2 separate regions of the Homo sapiens genome follow, and region 1 is linked to region 2. Evidence: chromatin loops called from intact Hi-C (ENCODE). Cell type or tissue: heart right ventricle. All regions are shown on one strand.

What was found. Peaks named below come from ENCODE experiments on the same cell type or tissue, not always from the same donor. Only the 100,000 strongest peaks of a DNase experiment are listed, where the experiment ranks them.
Region 1: a loop joins it to region 2, with 2.5 times the contacts of the local background. A loop is called at or near these places in 52 of 110 quality-filtered maps.

The regions. Positions count from the first base shown.
Region 1 is chr6:163,436,804-163,441,803 of GRCh38, forward strand. All of the region lies in intron 1 of QKI (QKI, KH domain containing RNA binding), which reads left to right. Among named protein-coding and RNA genes, the nearest start is that of QKI, 25 kb to the left of the region's middle. In heart right ventricle, no CTCF peak of the experiment used is centred here; a DNase peak (open chromatin) is centred at 2,314; H3K4me3 peaks cover 660 bases; H3K27ac peaks cover 1,427 bases.
Region 2 is chr6:163,552,293-163,557,292 of GRCh38, forward strand. The region is part of intron 4 of QKI (QKI, KH domain containing RNA binding); the gene reads left to right. Among named protein-coding and RNA genes, the nearest start is that of QKI, 140 kb to the left of the region's middle. In heart right ventricle, a CTCF peak has its summit at 2,603 (motif pointing left); a DNase peak (open chromatin) is centred at 2,589; H3K27ac peaks cover 2,050 bases.

The DNA.
Region 1 (5,000 bases), 120 kb before region 2:
AAAAAAAAAAGGGAAGAAGAAATAGAAGTATTCCTTTTCTTGCTAAAGCAAGAACCAGTAAATTGTATATTTTTCATTGAAAGTAGTTCCATCTAAATTAAGAGCCTGACTTTTTGGAGAATGATTACATTCATAGGAGAAGAGCATGTAATGTTGGAGATACATTTGAATGTTTAGCCATCTCTCAATTTCCATGGAGAGGAGAGTTCAAAATAAATCAACTCTTTAATTCCCTTATCGGTGACATAGATACTTGGTCATTTGTTTTATTTGGCTGAAGGAAGCTGTGGCAAGTTGAGAATTCAGAGGTAAAGCCTTTGTGAGAGAGATGATGTAGTTTAATTATTTTAACTCTAGTTCTCCTGATCCAGGAAAGCTTTATTTTTACTTTCAGATGAAAATTAAAATTTGTTGCAATTTAACGTGTAACACGAAGCTAGAATAAGGTATATACATAAGCTATATATGTATATAATTTAAATGATACAAGTGATGTATGTATACATATAGTACTTATGTTAAAATTTTACTGTTTTTCTGTAACAGGCTATAAATTTAGTGTATCGATTATCAAAGTATAATTAGCTGAATATAATTATTTGTTTATGAGATGATACTAAATTCAGTTCCCATAGATACTGGTGGTGATTTACTTTTTAAAAAGAGTTTTTCTTGTTATGTGCTTAAATCCACACCCGAAATGTAGCCATAATTTAGTTCAAGATTGTTTATGCCACAGTCTGGAAAACACCTGAAGTAATTGAGATTTTTGAGTGGTTGTGAATGGATTTTAGAATCATGTGTTGAACAGTGACATCACTAAATTAGCCATAGTAATGTTACTGTTTCACATTGAGGGTTTCAGGTGTGATGCTTTTCAGTTTTTTGTTTTTGTTTAGATAACTATTTTAGGGTTTGAGTTATAGTTATGCAAATTTACATTACGGTAATGCAAATATACCTTCCAAACTTGTGTCAATATGTATTAGACGCTAAAATGCCCTCCCCTCCCATCTCTGTTTCCCTCAAATTATTCATTTGTGGTTAAACTAATTTTAAACTCCGGAAAAGTGGTTAAGCCAAAAAAGGTCAGATCCTGGAAGAAAAAGCTCTGACCTTTTAAAAAGAGTGTTGGAAAAGTATTTGACGGTCATTTTCATAAGCTAAATGTACTGTGAGGTTTGTGTTTGAGTAGCTTTTAAGGTTTTCTGGATTATGTGGTTGAATTTTAAGGAGGAACTTAGTAAAAATGAGTTGGGAAAATTAACCTGTTACATTCTACCTTCCTTTTGCTATGTATAGTAGATCTACATGTGAGAAGTCATTTGCAAACAGCATTTGTTAGGTGTCTTTTCTAAGTATTTTTTATGCCTACAAAGTCTGGGAAAAGACCATTTTCAGATTTCAGATAATATTTCAGATAAATAATGATCAGATCAGTAGATACTGTCTTTCAGATCTATCAGAACACAGTATTTCCAGAATATAATTTTACATCACAGTCATCATTTATAATGACATTGATGACCAGTACTATTATTATTTTAAAGAGAAAGATATATATACACATACACATAAAGTCATGCATTGCTTAAAGACAGTGATAGATTCTGATAAATGCATCATTATGCTATTTCCTTTTGCGAACATCATAGGGTGTACTTGCATAAATCTAGATGGTATAGCCTACTACACACCTCAGCTGTATGGTATAGCCTTTTTTGTTCCTAGGCTGCAAACCTGTACAGCATGCTACTGTACTGAATACTGTAGGCAGTTATAACACAATGGTATTTGTGTAAACGTAGAAACATTCTAAACATAGAAAAGGTACAGTAAAAATGTGGTATAAAAGATAAAAAATGGTATACCTGTATAAAGCACTTACCATAAATGGGGCTTGCAGGACTGGAAGTTGCTCTCGGTGAGTCAGTGAGTGAGTGGTGAGTGAATGTGTGAAAGTCCTAGGATACTACTGTGGATTTAATAAACATTGTATTCTTAGGCTGCCCTGAATTTATAAAAGATATTTTTCTTAAGTAATAAATTAACCTTAACATACTATAACTTTATAAACTTCTAAATTTTTTAAACCTTTGACTACAATTACAGTTTAAAATACAAATACATTATACAGCTGTACAGAAATATTTTCTTTATATCCTTATTCTATAAGCTCTTTTCTGTTTTCGAACTTTTCTATTTAATTTTTACTTCTGAGTCCTTTTTGTTGAAGACAAACACACACATTAACCTAGGCCTGCACAGGGTCCAGATCATCAGTTTCATCTTCTTTCACCTCCACAGCTTGGCCCACTGCCAGGTCTTCATGGGCAAGGGCTGTATGGCTTACCAGTGTGTCTCCAGCACAGTGTCTGATACCACAGAAAGATAGGAACTACTGCATTAATAATAGCAGATTCTTGAGCATGTATTACATGACAGACACCTACAAATATTTGTTGTTCAAGCGAAAGAATTTATTCTATCAAACTCAGAATTTTCGCTCTAGAATAATCCTTCGTGGTTTTTTTTTGTTTTTTTTTTTTTTCGGGGGGGTGGGGGACGGAGTCTCACTCTGTTGCCCAGGCTGGATTGCAGTGGCACGATCTCGGCTCAATGCACCCTCCGCCTCCTGGTTTCAAGTGATTCTCCTGCCTCAGTCTCCCGAGTAGCTGGGATTACAGGTGCCCGCCACCACACATGGCTAATTTTTTTTTTTGTATTCTTAGTAGAGATGGGGTTTCACCGTGTTGGCCAGGCTGTTCTCAAACTGCTGACCTCAGGTGATCCACTTATCTCGGCCTCCCAAAGTGTTGAGATTACAGGCATGAGCCACCGCGTCCTGAATCCTTTTTTTTTTTTTTTTTGAAACAGAGTCTCACTCTGTTGCCCAGGCTGGAGTACAGTGGCTTGGCTCACTGCAACCTCCATCTCCAGGGTGTGAGCAATTCTCATGTCTCAGCCTCCCGAGTAGCAGGTAATACAAGTGTGTGCCACCACGCCCAGCTAATTTGTGTATTTTTAGTAAAGATTGAGTTTTGCCATGTTGACCAGGCTGATCTCGAACTCCTGATCTCAAGTGATCTGCCTGCCTTGGCCTCCCAAAGTGCTGGAATTACAGACGTGAGCTACTGTGCCTGGCCTAGAATAATCTTAGAAGTCCTCATGGATGAGTAAATATGGATGGTGAAAAGCTTAAATGAGAATGTCTTGTCTGATTTTCATTCCACTTTTAATTTGAATATACCATTTCCTTTCCCCCCTCATTGTATATGTCTCTACTTTTTTGTTCTTTACTTTATTCATAGTTCTAATTTCTACTCACTGCCCCATCTTTTCCTTCTTCTCTATCTAGCTCTTACCATCTGTCATCACTGCTTTTCCCACTATCATGATCACTCACTCTAGCAGCAACCAAATTTAACTTTGGGGATGGAGCAGTAGTGCTGGAGAGGCCAAATGGTATGAGTAAAAGAATACAGCTTTTGGAGTCAGCTAGATTTTCATCTTTATGTGGTCTTTGGTGAAAGTACTTAATCCCCAAATCTCTCTTTCCTAACTATGAAATGAAGGTGAAAATATTACTTACCTGTAAGGGAATCTACCTGATAATAATGGAATAAAATGCTGACTTCCACCACAGAGTTCTTGGGGAGGCTTTTTATGTGGAAAGACATTAGACTTCATTACTCTGAATTCTGGATTTGTATCTCCTAGCCATATAGACTGAATGACTGTAGAATCCAACATAATGCTTTTAATATTGGCATAACTTCCTTAGTTTAAGTTATATGATGAGATGTAGAAACTCAATAAAAGGTAAAATTATTCTTTGTGTTATGAAGTATGTTTAGAGGTTTCTTTTAAGAGGTCTTATTTTGCTACTCTGCTTCAACTATAGTTTTTGTTCATTTAGTTTGTTATAGAACTGGGACCATGTCTGTATTTGCACATGACTATATTCCTAGGGCCTTGGCCAGTGCCTGGTACAGAGTAGGTGTAAAATACATAGTTGTTGAATGCATATACGAAAAAAATCATTATATTGTATCATTGGTAAGACAGTTTTTTTTTTTTAAAACAGGTTATACTTTATTCAGGTCAGTTCAATTTTGTAAAGTTTTTACTTTTAGGAAATTAAAAAGCTTTTATTTTATTATGTTCTGAATATATTTTTACTAAATATACTTTGAGTACAGGGTTAATTAGGACTGTGCAGGCTATGAATATAGGGTTTATGATAAAGCTCAGTAGGAGTGGATGATTGCAGTCCTTTTGTGCAATCCTGGCAGGAGCAGCCTTTTCCTTATTGGCTCGGTTTTTTTCTTAAAGCCAAGACTAAGCACATATTTAGATGCCTGTATATTTTATTTTCTCATCTGATGTAAGATACACTGGAAGAATTTAGCATTGATGTAATGAACATATGTTATTAGCAAAGTGTTCTAAACTTCTCAAGTCCAGAATAAAGAGACCAAGCCATTTGCAGAAGAGCACTGTGCATTTATATTACTTTAAAGGGAAGAGGAGTAAGCTAGCTAGAATTGTCAAGCAGATGCCATATTGATGCTTGAGTGAAGTTACAAGAAATATTTTTGGAGCTTTGCGTGTTTTTGTGCTAATAGTCCTAATATTTGTTCAAAAGGTGTTTTTTCTCCAAGGATGTAGATGTTACAAATATAGCAAAAGGCAAAAACAAAGCTATCTGCCCTCTCAGCTAACATTCTAATGTCAACAGGCAATAATCAATAAACAAGTACAGTAATGTATTAGGAAATATGAATTATAGAAATAAAATTGAAGGGTAAAGGGGATCTGGAGTGTTCCTATGGATTGAGGCAAGTTGCTGTTTAAAAATAGGAAGATCAAGGTTGGACTCCTTGAAAAACTGGAGCAGAAATCTGAAGGAGGTGTTAGTGTGAGCCATACTGCTCTTTGGGGAAAAGCTTTCCAAGGCAGGGAAAGAGTTACTGCAAAACCTTGAGGGCAGGGCTAGC
Region 2 (5,000 bases):
CCACCTCCCGGGTTCATGCCATTCTCCTGCCTCAGCCTCCCAAGTAGCTGGGACTACAGGTGCCCGCCACCACGCCTGGCTAATTTTTTGTATTTTTTGACTAGAGACAGGGTTTCACCGTGTTAGCCAGGATGGTCTCGATCTCCTGACCTCATGATCTACCTACCTCGGCCTCCCGAAGTGCTGGGATTACAGGCGTGAGCCACCGTGCCCAGCCTCATAAAGTTCTTTATCCTAATCATCTTCATACTGAGTAAGCGGAGGAGGAGGAGGGGTTGGTCTTGCTGTTTCAGGGCTGGCAGGGGCAGAAAAATGTCTGTATAAAAGTGGACCTGCATGGTTCAAGCCCATCCATATTGTTGGAAGGTTCAGCGGCGTACTCATATATGTTTTCTAGAGAAGGAATCTATAGTTACCGTAAGATTCTTAAAGCTGTTGTGATTATTTCCCTAGGCCTTTTCATTTGGTCTTCCACCGCAGCCTGTGCAAACTCCCATCATAATCCCAGTTGCACATCATTTATCTTGCTTTACCTTTCTATCTCAGTGCTCATTCTGAATATGAATGAGTTTAATATATTTTCACTTTCAGAACTTTTTGTCAGGCAATCATTACAACATCTTTTAGGTTCTGCCCACCTCTAAGCCTCCTCACCACCACTCCCGCCACAGTGGGTATACTTTTCTTAGTTTTTGCCTCTCTGTCCCACCTCTCAAAACTAAGAGATTTTTAGATAGTCATAATTTTCAGGTTCTTTTTTTTTTTTAATTTTTATTTATTTATTTATTTATTTATTTATTTATTTATTTATTTATTTATTTATTTTTTGAGATGGAGTTTCACTCTTGTTGCCTAGGCTGGAGTGCAATGGCACGATCTCGGCTCACTGCAACCTGCACCTCCTGGGTTCAAGCGATTCTCCTGCCTCAGCCTCCCAAGTAGCTAGGATTACAGGCGTGCACCACCATTGCCAGCTAATTTTGTATTTTTAGTAGACATAGGGTTTCACCATGTTGGTCAGGCAAGCCTCAAACTCCTGACCTCAAGTGATCCACCCACCTGGCCTCCCAAAGTGCTGAGATTACAGGCATGAGCCACCATGCCCAGCTCAGGTTCCTATTTTTTATCTTCTTTTGTAGAACAAGGCTCTATTAAACTCCCAATTGGTATTTATATGTCCCACCTTCCAGCCCAACCATATCATCTAATAATATCCGTCTAAAATAACAATCAACTTTGGAGGTGTTTTTTTTTTAATCTATAAATTGATGTGGCTCTACTAATGCTAGTATGTAGCCGGAGTTGTGAATCATATAAATCCTTCAGAAGTTTATCATGCCTGTTAAGATTACTATTACTATTAATAAAATCACAGATTGTATCGTATTTAGCATTAGAAGAAGTAAGTACTTATTATTGAGACTTGGCTTTTGTTTTTCTGAGATTGTTACTTTTCAGTGGATCTGTTTATACCTTGTTGAAGAGAGGCAGAACATATTGTCCTAAGGTACAAATCTTTGTTAGTTTTATATAGTTTTAATGGAGGAGGAGCATCATATTTGTGTGTGTTTGAGTGTTTTAAGCTTTTCTGGTTAAATAAAGTGCCTGACACTTTCCCTCTACCTTGCTTTATGTGTGGAAAGTTGTTGATTGGTTACACAGGTATTGAGAACTGAAAAAGGAGAAAGACAGGCTGTAATACAGATTTAGAGACTGCAAAAAAAGCATCTTTTACCCCAGGGCTGGAATAAAAGAGAAGAAAGCCTGTGTAATGATGAAACCAAGACCCTGGCTTGGTGTCTCTCAGCTACTTCAAGAACCTCAGGAGCTCAGAGGGGAGAACCCTAGCTGGCTGCTTCTGGTGTGCATGGAGGGAAGGGGCTGCACGATGAGACTGGTTCTAGAGGTGCTGGGAAAGAAGCATGGAGCCAGGAGACAGCTGCCTCTGGCAAGTGCATAGCTGAAAGGAGCGCACATGGGAAAGAGAACATCTCTTTCCCTCATCCAGCTCTTCAGGGTCGGCTGCTTTACACCCACACTATGCCTCAGTTCTGAGAACCTCACAGAAAACCGGCTGGCAAAGAAGTAGTAGTTGTAGAGCCCTACACTTAAGCATTGGAAAGCATATGGCAGTTCAGTTTGGAACTTAGTAACTGCCACATCATCTTGGAGAAAAACTCAAGAAATATGAAAGCATATTTTTCTACCAGCTGTATAGGATAAGTTGGAATAAGTTGATCAACCAGATGAATATTCAGCTGTGTACCTGACATCTCCACTTAGGTGTTTAAGATAAGTATTTCAGATGTAACCTTTCAAGAGAGAACTTCTGATTCCATATTCCTCAATTTTTATCTCATTACATGGAGCCACCGTCTACTTTATTGCTTAAATCAAGAACCTAAACAACATTGTTCAATTTCTCCTTTTCCCTTACCCTCTGTGTCCAACTGATCATCATGCCTTGTCAGGTTAACATAACTCTTTTCATCTCTGTTACAACCTCTACCCCAGTCCAGTTCATCCTCTCTGTTGCCTGGACAATGTTAAAGCTCATGACCTATCTCAGTAATCACGCTGGCGCCCCCAGCAGTCCATCCACAAAATAGCACAGTGAGGCTTTAAAGACAAATCCTTTTTTGTCACTTCCCTCTCATAAACCCCTTTGTTTAAGTCAATCAAATTATCTGTCATCTTCTGTCTGCCAAAGCTGTCGGAGCAGATCAAGGTGGTAATTGGCATCAAAATTCTTCATAAAATGTGGTCACTCATCATTTTTTCTTTTCTCTGATATTTGTTATTCTTCAATTAAATTAGTCATGTATTTTTTTGTTTGGAAAACCTTTTCTACCCATTATTTCAAATTTATAGAAAACTAATTCATTTTTTAAAATATGTTGAGCACATTCATTTTTGCAAGGCTTTGGGGGTTACAAGGAACATGGGTTTATTGGTTATTGGTTAGTTTATGGATACAATTCATGATAAATTTCTTTAAAAATCAAAAAATAGAAAAACTGAGATAGCACATGGCTATATATGATTGATCACCCCAAAAATAAGCAGCATGAATTTATAAAAGCAAGACCAGTATGCGTGAGAGTTCTTAGAAAAGCCTGCACTCAGGAGAATCGCTTGAACCAGGGAGTTGGAGGTTGCAGTGAGCCAAGATCACGCCACAGCACTGAAGCCTAGCGACAGAGCGAAACTCCAGCTCAAAAAAAAAAAAAAAAAAAAAGCCTGCACTCTGAGAGAAAACGATGATCTGTGTTATTGAGGAACACATAGGATGCTTCCAATAGGAGCCTAACTTGGAGAGGAAAGTACCAGGTCTACTCGGGGATTGTGGACAGATGATTTTGACTAATGCAAAACATTTGCAAGCAAGGTTGCTCATGTAAACTGTTCAATGCCCTGAATGCTGGAGAATTTGGGCCTTTGTGATAGGCAGTGGTTCGAATTATTTTTTTAGTTGACATAGTTTTAATGATTTGGAAATACACATTTGTTTCAGCTCTCTGGTGATTACTTTGTTGTAGTTTTTTTTTAAAAGTATATAGATCTAAAAATACTAAATAAACATGATTTTCTTACTTTCTAACATGTGGTCTGATGAATTCAAAAGATACTTCCACTTAAAGGCATCATAAGACTGGAGAAGGTATAATGTAATGGTTAAACATGAGGACTTTGAATCAGGTATTCTGGGTTGGAAGCCAGGTTTGCAATGTGAACTTTTGTGGCTTTGGATAAGCTGCCTACCCTGCCTGAGCCTCAGGGATAATGCACTGCCAATACCACACATTTGTTAGGAAGCGTAAATGATTGGATAATGAAGATCTAGTGTCTAAGTCTAGAAAAGTTGAACAATGTATAAATTACATTAAACGTGACCTGTTTGTATCCTTTTAACATAGCTGTTAAACATAGTTGATGATGGCTGGGCACAGTGGCTCACGCCTGTAGTCCCAGCACTTTGGGAGGCCGAGGCGGGTAGATCACCTGAGGTCAGGAGTTCGAGACCAGCCTGACCAACATGGTGAAACCGCATCTCTACTAAATACAAAAAATTAGCTGGGCGTAGTGACATATGCCTGTAATCCCAGCTACTTGGGAGGCTGAGGCAGGAGAATCCCAGGAGGCGAAGTTGCAGTGAGCTGAGATTGCACCATTGCACTCCAGCCTGGGCAACAAAAGCAAAATTCCACCTCAAAAAAAAAAAAAAAAAAAAACAACAAACAACAGAAAAGGCATAGTTGATGACATATCTATATCTTAATATGCATAAATTAAAATATATATATTTATACATACCCATAATTGGTCATCCTTAATTGCAAGCCTCCAGAAGTTCAGAAAACTGTGTTTATAGTTGCTTCACCCCACTTAGTGTGAGTATTTTTCTGTTTGTTACGGACTGGATTATGGGCGTATCCCCCAGACTCTGCTGGGTGTTATAGAATCTGTGGTGTATTATCTTTCTATAAATCTGAAAAACTCTGAAATTCTCAAGGCACTTCCCCGATACCACAGGTTTTAGCTATTAGCAGGAGTGTGTTCTATTTTTGAGCTTTTACATTTCAAAAGTAAAGACATTCTTTGTTGTGCTTTAATAATCTTTCCATAATATTTTCCATACAAATACAAGGGAAATATTCATCTGCCCTATGACCCAGCAACTCTACTCATAGGTATTTATCCAAGATAAATGAAAACTTATATTTGCAAGGAAGCCTTATATGAGAATTTTCAGAGTGGCTCTGTTCACATATCCAAAAAGTGGAAACAATCAAATGTCTGTAGCAGAAGAATAGATAAATAACATACTACTCAGCCATTAAAACAGATGAACTACAGCGACATGCAGCAATATGGATGAGTCTGACAGCTGTCATACTGAGGGAAAGAAATTGAACACAAAATATTATATATGCCTTCATTATCCGAAAATCTAGTCTAGGCAAGTTAAATCAGATGGATGGTTAGGGCTTGAGGTACAA